Linked DNA regions of Homo sapiens: region 2 is linked to region 1. Evidence: chromatin loops called from intact Hi-C (ENCODE). Cell type or tissue: Caco-2. All regions are shown on one strand.

Region 1 (8,000 bases):
ATGAAGTACAGAGGCCACAGTGCCATCTAGTGAATATCACTAGTTTATGTCTGCTGGTCCCAAGCTCATTTTTCGAACTTTATATGGTAAAGAGAAACAATATATAACCAGCACATGAGACATAACTGTCTTCACTTTAGGTCACATAAATATTCTATGAATAGTCTCATCTTTGTGTCTGTTGTAAGTCTTACAGCCATTCTGTGGTTTGAGAGTGTGGTTCAGTTTTATCAAACTATAGTAGTGCTAATGACATTCATGTACCTAAACTGCAGTTGCAAGCTGAGGATGGGACTTCTGTACTGAGTTAAAGAGTACCCAATTGTGCATTCCCATTAACTTACACAGACTATCACCAAAACAAGTCATTATCCATCTGTCAACTAACATTAAGGTTTTATTATGGTTTGCAGCAAAATCCCATTATATCAAGGTGTGATAAACTGCTTCTGTATTTAGAACCCAAGCTCATTTCCTTCATCCTTAATCCATTCAAACCTATGACTTGCACAAACCAAATATTTTTAAATCCTCAAAAATAATATAGCAAAATCAGGATACCAGGCTTAAGGCACTACAAACACCTCAAAGGCAGAGTTGATATCTATGAAACAACATTGTTTAATATTGTCTCATGCAAAGTACTGAAGATATCTGAATGGATAATAGCAATTAAAAAATTTTTATTTATACAATTTAGAAAACAAACCAAAGAAATGATCTATAATTGGCATTGTTATCTCAAAAAGAGGTTGCCAAGTGTGCGAGCTAATGAATCTGTAACCTAATCTACTAAAAAGTTCAAGGGAGTCTATTTCTCAACTCCATTGGCCTGCCCAAATTAACTTCTGACCTATGATTCAATATTTCATTTTAAATCAAAATAAAATGCGTTCTCACCCTCAAAAGAGAAAAGAGCTGAGCTGGAGAAAGTTATAGTGGGATGATTTTTAATAATATAATCTCATTCAGTTCTGATAATCAAAGAGCACTCACAGATCTTAATCACTATTAATTTCCAAATTATGCATAGTAGCAAGGACAGAAATAGCATGAGGAAATGGAATTCCTATATCAGAAGAAGTTGATTGACAGGTATTTATTGAGTCTTTATAACTATTTTTAATGTAATGAGCATCTACTATGCATTAGGCACTATGCTGGGTACAAGGGCAAATAAAGATAAGATATGGTCTCTGTCCTCAAGGAGGTGACTGACAGTCCAATAGATGACTAAGGCAGGTATAGAAATAACTAAAATATAATGAGAAAACAAGTATCTAGGGATAAACAGAACTGTTACAAAGTCTTGGAGGAAAGGCAAGACAAGGAAATTTCCTCAGGAAGCTAAGAATGTCATTAAGAGTTAGGCTTTGAAAAAGGGAATTTTAAGCTAGGCTTTGAAAAGGGAATTTTAGGGATGCAGGAAAGAGGTAATTTGCAATGAAGAAGCATGAAAAAAGATACTGAGGTAGAAAACATAGATCATGGCTAGGAAGCAGCAAGTACTCCAGTTGAGGACAAACATAGTATACAAGGAAATAAAACAGAAACAGTTTCCATGAAAGTAGGTTGTTATAAAGCCAGAAAGCCCCTTGGATTATGTCTCCTGGCATGAGTCTACTTCCCTTTGACTTTCTGCTATGTTTTGATCTAGCACAAAAGCCCTCACCAGAAGCCAAGCAAATGCCAGCACCATGGCCCTTGAACTTCCCAGCCTGCAGAATCATGAGCTTAAATAAACCTATTTTCTTTATTAATTACTCAGTCTTAGGTATTCTGTTATACCAACACGAAACAGACTAAGACACCACTACTTCCCTGATCACATCTCCTAATTCTCCTAATGTTCCCTCAGCTCCAGCCACAAAGGTCTCTTTGCCATTCTTTAAATACCCTAGGGCCTTTGCAGTTGTTATTCCCTCCATCTGGAATGCTCTTTTTCCTCAGGTCTCTACTTAAAAACAATCTTCTCAGTGAGGACTTCCCTGACCACCCTATCTAAAAGTTCAACCATTCATCCGCCTCTGAAACATTTAATATCACCCTTTCCTGCTTAGTTTTCTCCTTAGCACTTATCAATATTTAATATACCAGGAGTCAACAAACTATAGCCTTTGGGCAAAATCTGGCTCACCATATTTTTTGTACAGTTCATAAGTTAGAACAATTTTACATTTTAAGTGCCTGAAATAAATCAAAAGAATCATATTTTATGACACACAAAAATTACATGAAATTCAAATTTCAGTATTCCAAAACATAGTTTTATTGGAACACAGCCACACCAATTTGATTACATACTGTCTATGGCTATTTTCAAGGCACAACAACAGAGTTGATTAGTTTCAGCACAGACTGTATGGCCTGCAAAACCTAAAATATTTACTGTGGTTCTTTACAGAAAGTTTGTTGACCCCTATAATATAACATAATACTTATTTATCTTTTTATTGTTTGCCTCTCCTAGTGGAAAATAATGGGGACAGCAGTATTTGTCCATGTGGATAAAGGTTTTTATATATTTTGTTCATTACTATATCCCCAATGCCTAGAACAGTACTTAACACATAGGAGACAATAAATAAATATTTTTGAATGAATGAACACTAAAAAATTGGATTAGAAAGTTTGGCAACAAAAAGAAGGACACAGAACTGAAGTTTGAGGAGGATTACAAAGTTGAAGGAAGGTTTTTGGATAAAGAAGACTTCAAGGTAATTATAGTGACAGGAGAAAGAAACAGTAGGCCGGGCGCGGTGGCTCACGCCTGTAATCCCAGCACTTTGGGAGGCCGAGGCGGGCAGATCATGAGGTCAGGAGTTCGAGACCAGCCTGGCCAAAAAGGTGAAACCCTGTCTCTACTAAAAATATAAAAAATTACCCAGGCGTGGTGGCCCATGCCTGTAATCCCAGCTACTCAGGAGGCTGAGACAGGAGAATTGCTTGAGCTCAGGAGGCGGAGGTTGCAGTGAGCTGAGATAGCACCATTGCACTCCAGCCTGGGCAACAAGAGTGAGACTCTGTCTCAAAAAAAAAAAATAAAAAAGAAACAGTAGAGAATGATTAAACAGCTAGGGTTGAGATCTGTAGAGTAAGGTCCCCAGACAAAGTTACTTCTTTCTCGTAGGTAAGAGAAAAGAAAGGATGGGTGAAGAGGTGAGAAATTGATGAAGTTCATGTCAGTGGCTACAAGCTCAGCAAATCACACGATAAGATCTTTTGCTACAACAAAGGAGAAAGCATGGGTGCTTAAGGACAGAAAAAAAATGTTTTGGAATTATCACTGTGGGGAATGTGATAAAAACTCAACAAGAGTCAGTATTATTGACTACCTAGCTGAAAAACCATGAAATTTTAGCAAACCCAATAAACATGGTTTCATAAATTTTCCCAACAATGCTCAAGCAACTCAAAGGAAGGAGTGAAGAAAGACAATGAAAGCTAACAAAGGTTAGACACTGGCGAGGTGGGATTATTAAAATATGATGGATTGTGTATTTTTTTCACCTTTCTGTCTGTCCTAGTGCATAAGAGGATATTCATTGTATATGGAGGGTATCCAATCAATGTCTGCTAAATTCAAGACAAGGATGAAATGGAGAAATATACTAACAGTAACCAACAAAGTTACCTTGAATATATTCAAAATATCCTTTGGTTTCACCACTAATCTGGCCATAAATGATACAGTTACATATTGAGTACGCACCATTAAAATACACCTGGTTTACTGTTCTCCTATTCTTCCTAACCTCACTATTAATACCATTTGAATTTCCAATTATAAAGTCAGTGCTATACTAGGCTCTAGGACCAAACTTGACATTAGAAGAGATGTAAGTAGCATTGCTTAAGTCTCAGAAAACTGTATCTAGTCAACTTGTATTCCTCTTCTGGTCATTGCTTCCCAGTTTGGCTCCCTATGCAGGGGATCTGCTCTTAAAAACAGCCTCATATCCTGGCCCCTTTAGTTGTGGAGATCTACTTTGCTCTTTCTAGTATGTCTGCACACACTCCTATTCCTCAAAGATTTGTGTACTGTCTCAGAGTCCAAATATCTGTGATTGAAACCCTGTTCCCTGCTGTTATGTTTATGTGATGCCAACCACCTGTGTGCCTGACTTACGGACTATTTCCAACATTTAGATTTCTCTCATTGCCATGCTCTGCTTATCTGCCCATTAGGATACCATGATGTCAGCTGCTTGAGTGAGTTGAAGGCAACTATACTTTGTTCATCTCTGTAACCTCAGAGCCTAGCATAATGTCTGGTACTGTGTTCTTTCTTTCTTTCCTGACTGGCTGATTAGATATCCTCCCTTGGCCTGCAAATGCATCCATTCCCCAACTAGCATGTCTACATCCAGATATAGGTCCTTCCCAAGCTGCCTAGCTCACTGTGTCATAAATCATGGAAGTTATAAAGGCTCTGTGATTGCCTTCTTTATTAGTCTTTAAGTAAACAGTAGGCAACTACCTTTCTGAAATAGTGCTGTCCTGTGCAGAATTAGGTAACAAAATCTACATGATCATCTTCCTTTTAGATCTTAAACTGTAGGTAACTATTTTCTGAAACAGTTAAATGCTAGCCTGTACAACATTATGATGAATTAAGTAACATTTCAAGTTCTCTTCCAGGGCTGTGACTTTATAACATATAAACTAAATAGCAAATATTTTCTTGAAAGAAAATCTAAAGTATTTAAGTCAGATAAACAACTCTTCAAAAATAAACCTTCAAAGAAAACATCTGGAATCATTACCCTTAATCACCTAGGTGAACAAAGGTTAGACCTGTCATTAAAACTTGAAAGGCAACAAAAACCTTCATATTTCATTTGGGTTCACACTTGTCCTTCTAGTTCTTTGTCCTTCTAAGAGCCAATACCCCTCATTACGTGCATACCATATGATAACCAAAGGAAGAAATGTCCTAATTGCTTTGGAAAGTATTTCCGTTCTATCTTTAAACAAGCTTTTATCTTCTTTACCTTCTAGAATTTTGTCCTGATAAGAAATCAGTTAAAGAACATTTTCTAGGGTGGTTGGAAAGGCAAGAGATAACAACCTAGAAAGTGAAAGAATGGCCACTTCATTCAAGTATTTGGTCTCAATGAATGCTTGACAAAAGTGTGTACTTCAAAATTTAGCTTGCTGCAAAGGACAATATTACAGATGGTTAGTAGCAGATAACTTTGTTCAGGAGTTCCAATGATATATTACCTTTCAGAATAGGTGTGAAAAATAAAGGGTAAGTAATAGAATTAATGGTATTCCAAATTCTCTCTTTCTTTGGGAAGTTTCACTCTATGTTTACAGTGTGCAAATCAAGAAAATGTCAATTTGACCTTGTTCTATATGAGGGAACTCTCAGACATCCTAAACTAACAGCCAGGAAGTCACAGCATGGCATCTATCTCTCTGCCACTGCACATAAGAACATTTGCTACCTCTGAAAATAGATAAATCAAAGGACCTTATCAAGTTGTTGCAAATTCAGGTAACAGCAAGCCATGTTCCTCTGCAGCTTGGTGAAGTCCAGATCCATTTCATCAGTTGAATAAAACCTCAGAGAATAATAGTACCATTGTAGGGCATCAGTGTAATTTTGTACCTAAAGTTTAAAAAGAAACAACAAAATCACAGCGATGTCGCTACCCTATCTTTCCCAAGTCACCTCTAGAAACAAATAAAAGATGCTGTTGGTTTCTTTTTTAGGCAATCAAAACACAATATCCTTTATATAGGGTTCTAAGTGCATTTTATTATCAGTCTTGGTCAACATAAGTTTTAGATAAGGTGGCAATCAGTATTCTTTCTTTTTCCTACACATTAGAAATTTCACACATAGGATGAAGAGTCTAAGAGTGTAGTAAACCACCCCAGAAAACTTAAAATCTATTTTAAAAGTTATTAAAACAACAACGACAAAAATTTTAAAAGAGAACACCCATAATTCACCATGCTAATGCAGCTATTTTCATTTATCTATGTTCAATTTTAACTGTATTCTTTTGTATATTTACCTAGTTGTAATCGTAGCTTATATAGAATTTCATGTTCTATTCTTTCCATTTAATTTTGTTTTGTACATATTAATCTATGTTGCTATGTAGTCTTCACAGTAATCAATTTTAGGAGATACATAACATTTAATCAAGTATATAATGATTTTCTTAATGTTAGCTATTTAGTGAATTTGCAGGGTTTTTACTATTGTAATTGATGCTGCTGTATTTGTATATAAAAATACATTTTTCTCTTGAGTAAATTTAAAATTTTCAATGGTAAGAAGCTAGCTAGGGAAAATCTGATAGGAATAACCTGGATAATTATTTCTTAATCTAAGAAAACTGAGACTGCTTATAAACCAAGGTAAGGTAAATGATTCCCTTGTACCCTATCAAGAAGCTTCATATTTTTCAATTAAGAATAGGAGCCATTAGGACCTTCAAGGAATAAAACACCCTCTTCAACTAGAAACAATTATGCTAAATAGGTAAAACACTGCCTTTGACTATTACATTAGTCATAGTAGATTAGAAATATGTCATATTAGAAATAGTCAATTAGAAATAAGATTACATTCCTCTCCAGTGTTGGAAGTGGATGTTTTAAGAAAATTATTCAGCAAGACTGGAAAATGAGAGGAAAGAAAAAGAATCAATAGAAGAATGGGAATTCTGAAGTAGTTCTTCACCTATTCAGTAAAAAAATAAATAAAGGCCTTCTAAAAGAGAATACGAATATCATTCTATCTTGTGGTACCTAACCATAAGACCTAGGTTTCTACATGCTCCTATAAGGGATTCTCTTTCCTTCTCTTGGGTCTAATTCTTTGTTTCTCAGATTTTGTTCCCTTTTTTCTCTTCACATCTTTCTCCTACAAAACCTACCATAACATTTTTTGGAAAACAGTTTTATTGAGGTACAATTGACATATGAAACACTATGAATATTTAAACTGTACAATTGTTTTGATATATATATATATATATATATATATATATACACACACACATAGCTAAAACCATCAACACAGTCAACGGAGTGAACACATCCATCACAACCATTTTTTCTTTGTAATCCCTCAATCCAGTTCATTCTGGTCTCTCATACCCCAAGCAGTTATGGATGTGCTTTCTATAACTTTCTATAACTATTAATTTTTATTTTATAGGCTTTTATACAATGGAATCATCTAATATGTATTAATACTTTTTTGCCTGGCCCCTTTCGCTCAGCAAAACAGTTTCTAGATTTATCCCCATTATTGCATCTATCAATAGTTCATTCCTTTTCATTGCTGAGTAGTATTTCATTGAAGGACATACCAGTTTGTTTATCCACTCACTTGTTGATGGACATTTGGCTGTTTCCAGTTTTTAACTATTATAAATAAAGCTGCTATCAGCTTTTACATGCAAGTTTTTGTATGGATAAATAATTCCTTTTCTCTTGAGTACATACATAGGATTGAAATGGCTGGATCACATGATAGGGGCAAGTTTAACATTTTAGAAAACTGCCAAACTATTTTCCAAACCGTCTGTACTATCTTATATTTCCACCATGAAGTTCCAGTTCCTCAACATCTTCGTCAGCATTTGGTATGGTTAATCTTTTCCATTTTGGCTATTCTAAGAATTATGTATTGGTATCTCCTTGGGGTTTTCGTTTGCATTTCCCTAATGACTCATAAGTCATCTTTTTTGGGTGCTTATTTTCATGCATATATCCCTTTTTGGTGAAATGTCTGTTCATATCCTTTGCTAATTTTTGAATTGTTTTTCTTTGTACATTGAGTTTAGAGAGTTCTTTCTATGTTTTAGCTACTAGCCCATTATTGTATACATGGTCTGAAAATTTTTCTCCCAGTCTCTAGCTTTTTTCATCTATTCAACAGGATCTCTTTTTTTTAAAGTATAATTTTCACTTTATTTTCTTCAGAGGATAGCTTTTTTTTCAGTCCTTAAGGACTCAGCTCCATATGTAGG
Region 2 (8,000 bases), 470 kb before region 1:
TAATCAAAAACCTCCTAACAAAGAAAAGCCCAGGACCAGACAGCTTCCTAGGTGGTCAGTAGTTCAAGACCAGCTCGGCCAACATGGTGAGTTTGAGACCAGCCTGGCCAACATGCTGAAAATACAAAAATTAGCCAGGCATGGTGGCGTGCTCCTGTAGTCCCAGCTACTCGGGAGGCTGAGGCACGAGAATTGCTTGAACCAGGGAGCAGTGAGCCGAGATCGCGCCATTGCACTCCAGCCTGGGCAACAGAGTGAAAGTGTGTGTCAAAAGAAAAAAAAAAAAAAGGATTAATGTCAATCCTTCTCCAACTCTTCCAGAAAACTGAAAAGGCAGGAGCACTTCCAAACTCCTTTTACAATGCAAGCACTACCCTGATACCAAAGCTAGGCAAGGATAGTCCCAGAAAAGAACATTACAGGCCCATATCCCTGATGAACATAGATGCAAAAAATCCTCAACAAAATACTAGCAAACCAAATTCAACAGCACATTAAAAGGAGCGTACACCACGATCAAGTGGGATTTATCCCTGGGATGCAGGGGTGGTTCAACATGCATATGTCAATAAATGTAATATACCACATTAAGAGAAGAAGAATAAAAATCATAAGATCATCTCAATAGGTGCAGAAAAAGCATTTGACAAAATTTAACATCTTTCCATGATAAAAACTCTCAGCAAATTAGACATAGAAGGAATGGATCTCAACATAATAAAGGCCATATATGAAAAGTCCACAGCTAACATCATACACAATGGTGAAAAGCTGAAAGCTTTTCCTCTAAGATTAGAAACAAGGCAAGGGTGCTCATTCTGCCATTTCTATTCAACACAGTACTGGATGTCCTACCAAGAGCAATTACACAAGAAAAAGAAATAAAAGGCATCTAAATTGGAAAGAAAAAAGTTAAATTGTCTCTGTTAGCAGATGACATAATCTTATATAGAAAACCCTAAAGCCTCCACCAAAAAATTGTTAGAACTAATAGATGAATTCAGTAAAGTGTCAGGATATAAAATGAACATACAAAAATCAGTTGCATTTCTATACACTGACAATAAACTATCCAAAAAAGAAATGAAGGAAAACAATTCAATTTACAATATCACTAAAAGGAATAAAATACTTAGGAATAAATTTAACCTAGGAGGTGAGAGATCTGTATACCAAAAACTGTAAGACATTGAAAAAAATCGAAGAAGCCACAAATAAGTTGAAAGATATCCTGTGTTCATGGACTGGAAAAATTAACATTATTAACATGTCTATACTACTCAAAGTGAGCTATAGATCCAATACAATCCCTATGAAAATTCCAATGACATTTTTAAAAGAAACATAAAAAAATCCTAAAATTTGTATGAGACAACAAAAGACCCTGAATAGCCAAAGTAATCTTGAGAAAGAAAAACAAAGCTAGAGGCATCACACTTCCTGATTTCAAACTATATTACAAAGCCATAGTAATCAAAACACTATGGTACTGACATAAAAACAGACACAGAAACCAATGAAATAAGATAGATAGCCCAGAAATAATCCCATGCATTTATAGTCAACTAATCTTTGAAATGGGTCCCAAGAATACACAATGGGAAAAGGATAGTTTCTTCAATAAATGGTGTTGAACTAGACATCCTCATGCAAAATAATGAAACTAGACTCTTACCTTATGACATACACAAACATTAACTCAAAATGGATTAAAGACTTAAATGTAAGACCTGAAATCACTAAACTCCTAAAAGAAAATATAGGGAAAAAGCTCCTTGACATTGGCCTTGACAATGATTTTTTGGATATGACAACAAAAGCACAGGCAACAAAAGCAAAAATAAACAAGCAGGAGTACCTCAAACTAAAAATCTTCTGCCTAGCCAAGGAAACAATCAACAAAATGAAAAGGCAACCCACAGAATGGAAGAAAATATTTGCAAACCATATCTCTTATAAGGGGTTAATCTCTAAAATATATAAAGAACTCATACCACTCAATAGAAAAAAATAAAATAACATAAACTTTTTAATAGGCAAAGGACTTGAATAGACATTTTTCCAAAGAAAACATACAAATAGCCAAAGGGTATATGAAAAGGGGCTCAACATTATTAGTCATCAGGGAGCTGCAAATCAAAACCACAGTGAGATATCACCTTACACCTGTTAGGATAGCTATTATCAAAAAGACAAATGGTAAGTTTTGGTGAGGATATAGATAAAAGGGAATCTTTGTACACTGTTGGTAGGTATGTAAATTGTTACAACCAGTATGGAAAATAGTGGGGAGTTTCCAACAGTAATGAAATTAGTGTCTTGAAGAAATATCTGCACCCCCATGTTCACTGCAGTATTATTAGTAATAGCCAAGACGTGGGATCGACCTAAGTGTCCACTGGCAGATGAATGAATAAAGAAAGTGTCACACACACACACACACACACACGAATATTATTCAGCCATAAAAAGGAGATCCTGCCATTTGCAATAACATGGATGAACCAGGAGGATACTATGCTAAGTGAAATAAGCTAGACACAGAAAGAAAAATACCATATGATCTCATTAGAGCTGGATGTGGTGTCACATGTTTGTAATCCTAGCTACTCAGGAGGCTGAGGTGGGAGCATCACTTCAGCTCAGGAATTTGAGACCAGCTTGGGCAGCACAGAGAGAACCTGTCTCTAAATATATATATTTGTAAATAAATGTAAATTAAATTCATAGAAGCAGAGAATAGAATGGTGGCTGCCAGGAGCTGGGGCAGAGGGAAAATAAGGAAAAATTTGTCAAAGGGCACAAAATTTCAGTTACAAAAAGAATAATTTCTGGGAATCTAAAGTATAGCAGCATTAATAATACTGTATTATATGCTTGAAATTTGCTGAGTGGATCTTAAGTATCCTCACCTCTAGCCACAAACACACACAAAGGGTAACTATGTATGGTGGTGAATGTATTGATTAATTTGATTGTTGTAATCATCACACAATGTATACCTGTCTCAAATCATCACATTGTGCACATTGAATATACACCATTTTTATTTGTAAATTATACCTCCATAAAACTGGTAAAAATGAACTTGAAGTGTATTGTAGATCTAAATGTAAAAAAAGAAAACTGTAAAATGTTTAGTAGAAAACACAGGGGAGGTCAGGGGCAGTGGCTCACACCTGTAATCCCAGCACTTTGGGAGGCTAAGGCAGGAGGACCACTTGAGACCTGGAGTTTGAAACTAGCCAGGGCAACATAGCAAGACCCTGTCTCTACAAAAAAATACAAAATAAATTGGCTGGGTGTGGTGGCATGCTCCTGTAGTCCCAGCCACTCTGGAGGCTGAAGTGGGGGGATCGCTTGAGCCCAGGAAGCGGAGGTTGCAGTGAGTTGAGCCGAGATCACGCCATGGAACGCCAGTCTGGGTGACAGAACCAGATCCTGTCTCAAAAAAAAAAAAAAAAGAAAGAAAAAAGAAAAAAAAAGAAAAAAGAAAGAAAGAAAAGAAAAGAAAATATAGGGGAAAAATCTTCATGACATGAGGTTAGACAAAGAGTTCTTTCAGTTTGACACCAAAAGCACAATCTATAAAAGAAAAAAAATTAATAAGTTGGGCTTCATCAATATTAAAAGCTTTTGCTGTAAAAAGGACCCTGTTAACAAGAATGAAAAGATAGACACAGATTAGGAGAAAATGTTTGCAAATCACATATCAGACAAAAAAACTTATATCCAAAATGCATAAAGAACTACCGAAAGTCAACAGTAAGAAAACAACCCAATTGAAAAATGGGCAAAAGATTTGAATGGACACTTCACCAAAGAGGATATACAGAAAGCAGACAAGCACATGAAAAGCTGTTACGCATCACTAGCTATTGGAGAAATGCAAGTTAAAATTATGATGAGCTACCAATGCGCATATATTAGTTTTTTTTTCTTCTTTTTTTTTCTTTTCTTTTCCCCCAGTGCACATATATTAGAATGGCTTGGCCATCTTCACTACAAACTAAATTAGGAGCCTACCTATGTGAACTTCCTCTTTGATAACCCTCTCCAAGACGCCTCACTTGAACGTGACAAGAGAAATTGGAACCATCTTCTGGTGTCAAGGCCATAATACCTAAGGGAGTGTCACACATACATAAATGCTTGTTCTTCATCATTCCTTCTTCAGATACCCTTGCTTTATGTCACGGAACTCTTTTTACATGAGACTTAGCTCTTCCACATTTGGCTTCTATTTCTCCTATATCTTTAAATTCCACTTTTGTTACCGTGCACGACACTGATGACACTCGGGCTGGGTCTGGAAGCCTTGCTCTGAAAAAAACGTTCCTCGTCTCCTGCCGGGTCATATCTGCAGTTCCAATAGGTTCCACAAGGGGGATGGTGTTACCCAGGTAAGGGCTCTTAGACCGCCTTTAGGACTGGTGGATGAATGAATCAGATAAAAGGCACACAACTAATCCGTCTATGCTTTTAAAATAACATCACATTTAAATAACACTATACATGCTGACTAAATAGTAATTATCAAGTTTACTACTGAAAAGAGAAAACATTTGCTTATTTCGTTTTCAATTGGTCTACAGATATTTGTTGAACACCTACTGTGTGCCAAGCTCTCTTCTAAATACTGGGGAAACAAACAAAATTTATTTGAAACAAAATATAAAAGAAATGATACACTTAGGCTAACTTTAATTAGTGATTATTCTTATTTAACTTTATCTGAATTTCCTTCTGAAGCTTAACTGGCAAATTTACTCTCCTCTTTGATGAAGGGCATAGATAGCAAGGCTTTTTCTCCATGGCAGGCTTCCCATAAAACTCCTCCCACCACGCTTTCCTGTCTAATTTGAATGCTTACAACAACTATCTCGACCAGTGCTTATGAGGGCAATTCAGCCTATTACAAAGGTTTCTTCTACTCCATAACATGACTTTTTAAAGCACTGTCCACTCAGCCTTTTTCCTGCTATTTTCATTTATGTCCAAAATGCAAGAGACAAAGAACTGGTAGGTAACTCCCGAGTTTCTTCTTCCCTGAAACTTTTATCTGCTATGACATGGTACCTGGTCAAAGAAGTCATTCCCTTAGCTAAGTCTTTTTTTATTCACCATATGTATACTTAGCCCCTCTTTCTCATGAATGCAGATTTTTTAAATGGAATTCATTCGCACTGCTGTAACATGTATCGTGTTTGCAGTTACAGCCTGCTATGGCCATTTGCTAACACAGACTTCCCCTTCTGAACCTTTGTGATACTTTTGAATGGAACAAAATGAACACAGTAAAGTGTTTTTTGTTGTTGTTGTTTTGTTTTTTGTTTTTTTGGTTTTTTAGAGATACTGTCTTGCTTTGTTGCCCAGGCTGGTCTCAAACTCCTAGGTTCAAGCTGTCCTCTCACTTTGGCCTCCCAAATTGCTAAGATTATAGGAGTGAGCCACCGCACCTGGCCTAGTAGGGCAGTTTTGTTGTTGTTGTTGTTGTTTGTTTTGTTTTGTTTTGTTTTTTCAAGACGGAGTCTTGCTCTGTTGCCCAGGCTGGAGTGCAATGGCACGATCTCAGCTCACTGCAACCTCCACCTCCTGGGTTCAAGCGATTCTCCTGCCTCCACCTCCCGAGTAGCACTCCAATCATGTGCCACCATGCCCGGCTAATTTTTTGTATCTTTAGTAGAGATGGGGTTTCACCGTGTTAGCCAGGATGGTCTCGATCTCCTGACCTCGTGATCTGCCTGCCTCGGCCTCCCAAAGTGGAGTGGTTTTTAATCCGTGTTTACTTTTCAGCATCAAACAGCCTGTACACTGCGGGTAACCTCCCTGCTGGAATATGCAGACTTATCAGTTCAGCACAGGAAAGAGGGTCAAGCTTTTAGAAAGAATTTCCAGAGGTCCCAGAATGGGGATTCAGCTACCAGCCCAATGTGCTCTTCTTCCCATTCACCAAGCCGTGCTGTCCTTTGACCTCAACTTCATGGTTCTGCTCTTTCTTCAATTGAGAGTTTGGCCATCAAGGAGACCCAGATCCAGGGGCTTCAGAGGCCTGCCTAGACCACAGCAGAGACAAATGGAGGGCGAGGGGTTGGGGAAGAGGGGAGAAGGAGAGAAGAGTCCCACATCAGCCTAGCCCTGCTCCTGTAGTGTAGAGCAGAGGCCGGGGTTATGAGAAGTATACTAAAACTTGAAGGGAACTGAAAGGCTTGAACCCTTTGTGTCTCCCCAGGAGCTATTCCCATTCTCCTTATACCCTACTTTCTGTTATTCAGTAAGTTCTGGCCCTTGGCTGTGCTCTCCTTAGCCTGGCTCACCTATGATTGGAACACCCACAGTCAAGGTAAGAGACAGGGGCACAATGGTGGTCCTGTTTGGGCCAAGAATGGAAGGACAGGGAGAGGGAGGTGGAGGGAGAGGGGGAGAACCAAGGGTAGGGGAGAGGGGAAGGAAGGGGAGGGAGAAGGGAGAGCAAAGCTCAGCAGGGACAGAGGTCTCTACCAGGTAGCTCAGGAAGAATTATGAGGTTGAGGTCTCTGGGCAGGTGCCCCCAGCTTCAGACTATTTTCCTGTCACCTTTCTGGTCGGCTCTAGAGGAGCAGGGGCTTCCTATGTCTTGGGGATTGGATTCAGGGACAGTACTTACAGTTCTGAGGTGTCAGAAGGAGGCCCCTCACGTGACCTGAGGACTGCAGGCAGAACTCTCCTCCTCTGGGAGAGGTAGAGGGACTGCAATGCCCTGTGTACTCTTCCCTTCCCTTCTGTACCCACAGGTGGCAGGCGTTCAGCTTGGGTACGAAACTGGACCCTATGGAAGTATTTCCGAAATTACTTCCCAGTAAAGGTGACCACTCTTCCTCGGGGTGCCCTCAGTCCCTGTTGCCCAGACCCTTGCTCCCTACTCAGCTCCATGTTTTCAGAGGCTTTGGTGGTCAGCAGCGAAGGTCAAGGCCCCGAGTCATAATGCAAAGCAAGGGCCCAAGATGGATGGGCAGGTGGGGAAACAGGTGGATGGCAGCCTTTCCTTCACTGGCAAACCCAGGTCAGCCTCTCTGACCATCGTGAGCCCTGGCAATCCTATGACAATGATGACAACCTAGTGAACAGGGATTTGGGGCTCCCAGAGGGAAACATAGGCTACCTGCTGGGATTTTAGTCCACACGTGGTTTCTTCCTTCTTTGTAGCCAATGCTCTGACTCAATTTCCCTCTAACAGCTGGTGAAGACTCATGATCTTTCTCCCAAACACAACTACATCATTGCCAATCACCCCCATGGCATTCTCTCTTTTGGTGTCTTCATCAACTTTGCCACTGAGGCCACTGGCATTGCTCGGATTTTCCCATCCATCACTCCCTTTGTAGGGACCTTAGAAAGGATATTTTGGATCCCAATTGTGCGAGAATATGTGATGTCAATGGGTGAGTATAAGAAATAATTAATTCTATTTTTTTACCTACTTCAAAGGTGCAACCCCAATAAGTCCTGACAATCACTACCTGCTTGAAGAGTACATGATAGAAAATAAGTCCAGGACACCCTGGGCCCGTAACAGGAGTATGTGGCTAAGCATTAGTTTCTGTCCAAGATCTAGGGAGCAGGGTTTGATTGGGCAGCAGGGGAAATTATAGGCATTCATAGGAGTCACCAGGACTTTTTTCAGAGGGAGAACCAGAAGGCTGGAATTCAGGACCAATGCCAAAGTGCAAATCGAGGATGAAAGCCAAGAATTAAACACAAATCCAGGGAAAAGCAGGTGTGAATGGGATAGCTCAGGCGAACTTCACCAGGCTCTCTCTAGGATGTCAGCTGGCCTCTTTGGGCCGGTCATTTGTACACCATGGTGTCTTAAAAACATTTTGAAGTCTATCATACTAGCTAAAACCCTCCTGGTCCATGACTTTTATCTCCCTGGAACCCCTTCACACTTGCATAAAATACTAAGGGATAAAGGATAGGAGTTCATCAGAGTATCCAGAACAACTTCCCCATGCTCAGCT

Evidence for each region. Hi-C counts contacts between places; a loop is a spot of excess contacts. Peaks named below come from ENCODE experiments on the same cell type or tissue, not always from the same donor. Only the 100,000 strongest peaks of a DNase experiment are listed, where the experiment ranks them.
Region 2: a loop joins it to region 1, with 6 times the contacts of the local background. A loop is called at or near these places in 6 of 110 quality-filtered maps.

The regions. Positions count from the first base shown.
Region 1 is chrX:70,664,898-70,672,897 of GRCh38, forward strand. It overlaps TEX11 (testis expressed 11), which reads right to left. Exons shown (of 30, transcript NM_031276.3): 16 at 5,480-5,617. Among named protein-coding and RNA genes, the nearest start is that of SNORD3E, 180 kb to the right of the region's middle. In Caco-2, no CTCF peak of the experiment used is centred here; a DNase peak (open chromatin) is centred at 4,364.
Region 2 is chrX:70,193,039-70,201,038 of GRCh38, forward strand. DGAT2L6 (diacylglycerol O-acyltransferase 2 like 6) reads left to right here. Exons shown (of 7, transcript NM_198512.3): 2 at 6,233-6,343; 3 at 6,774-6,844; 4 at 7,217-7,421. Among named protein-coding and RNA genes, the nearest start is that of DGAT2L6, 20 kb to the left of the region's middle. In Caco-2, a CTCF peak has its summit at 4,364; a DNase peak (open chromatin) is centred at 4,373.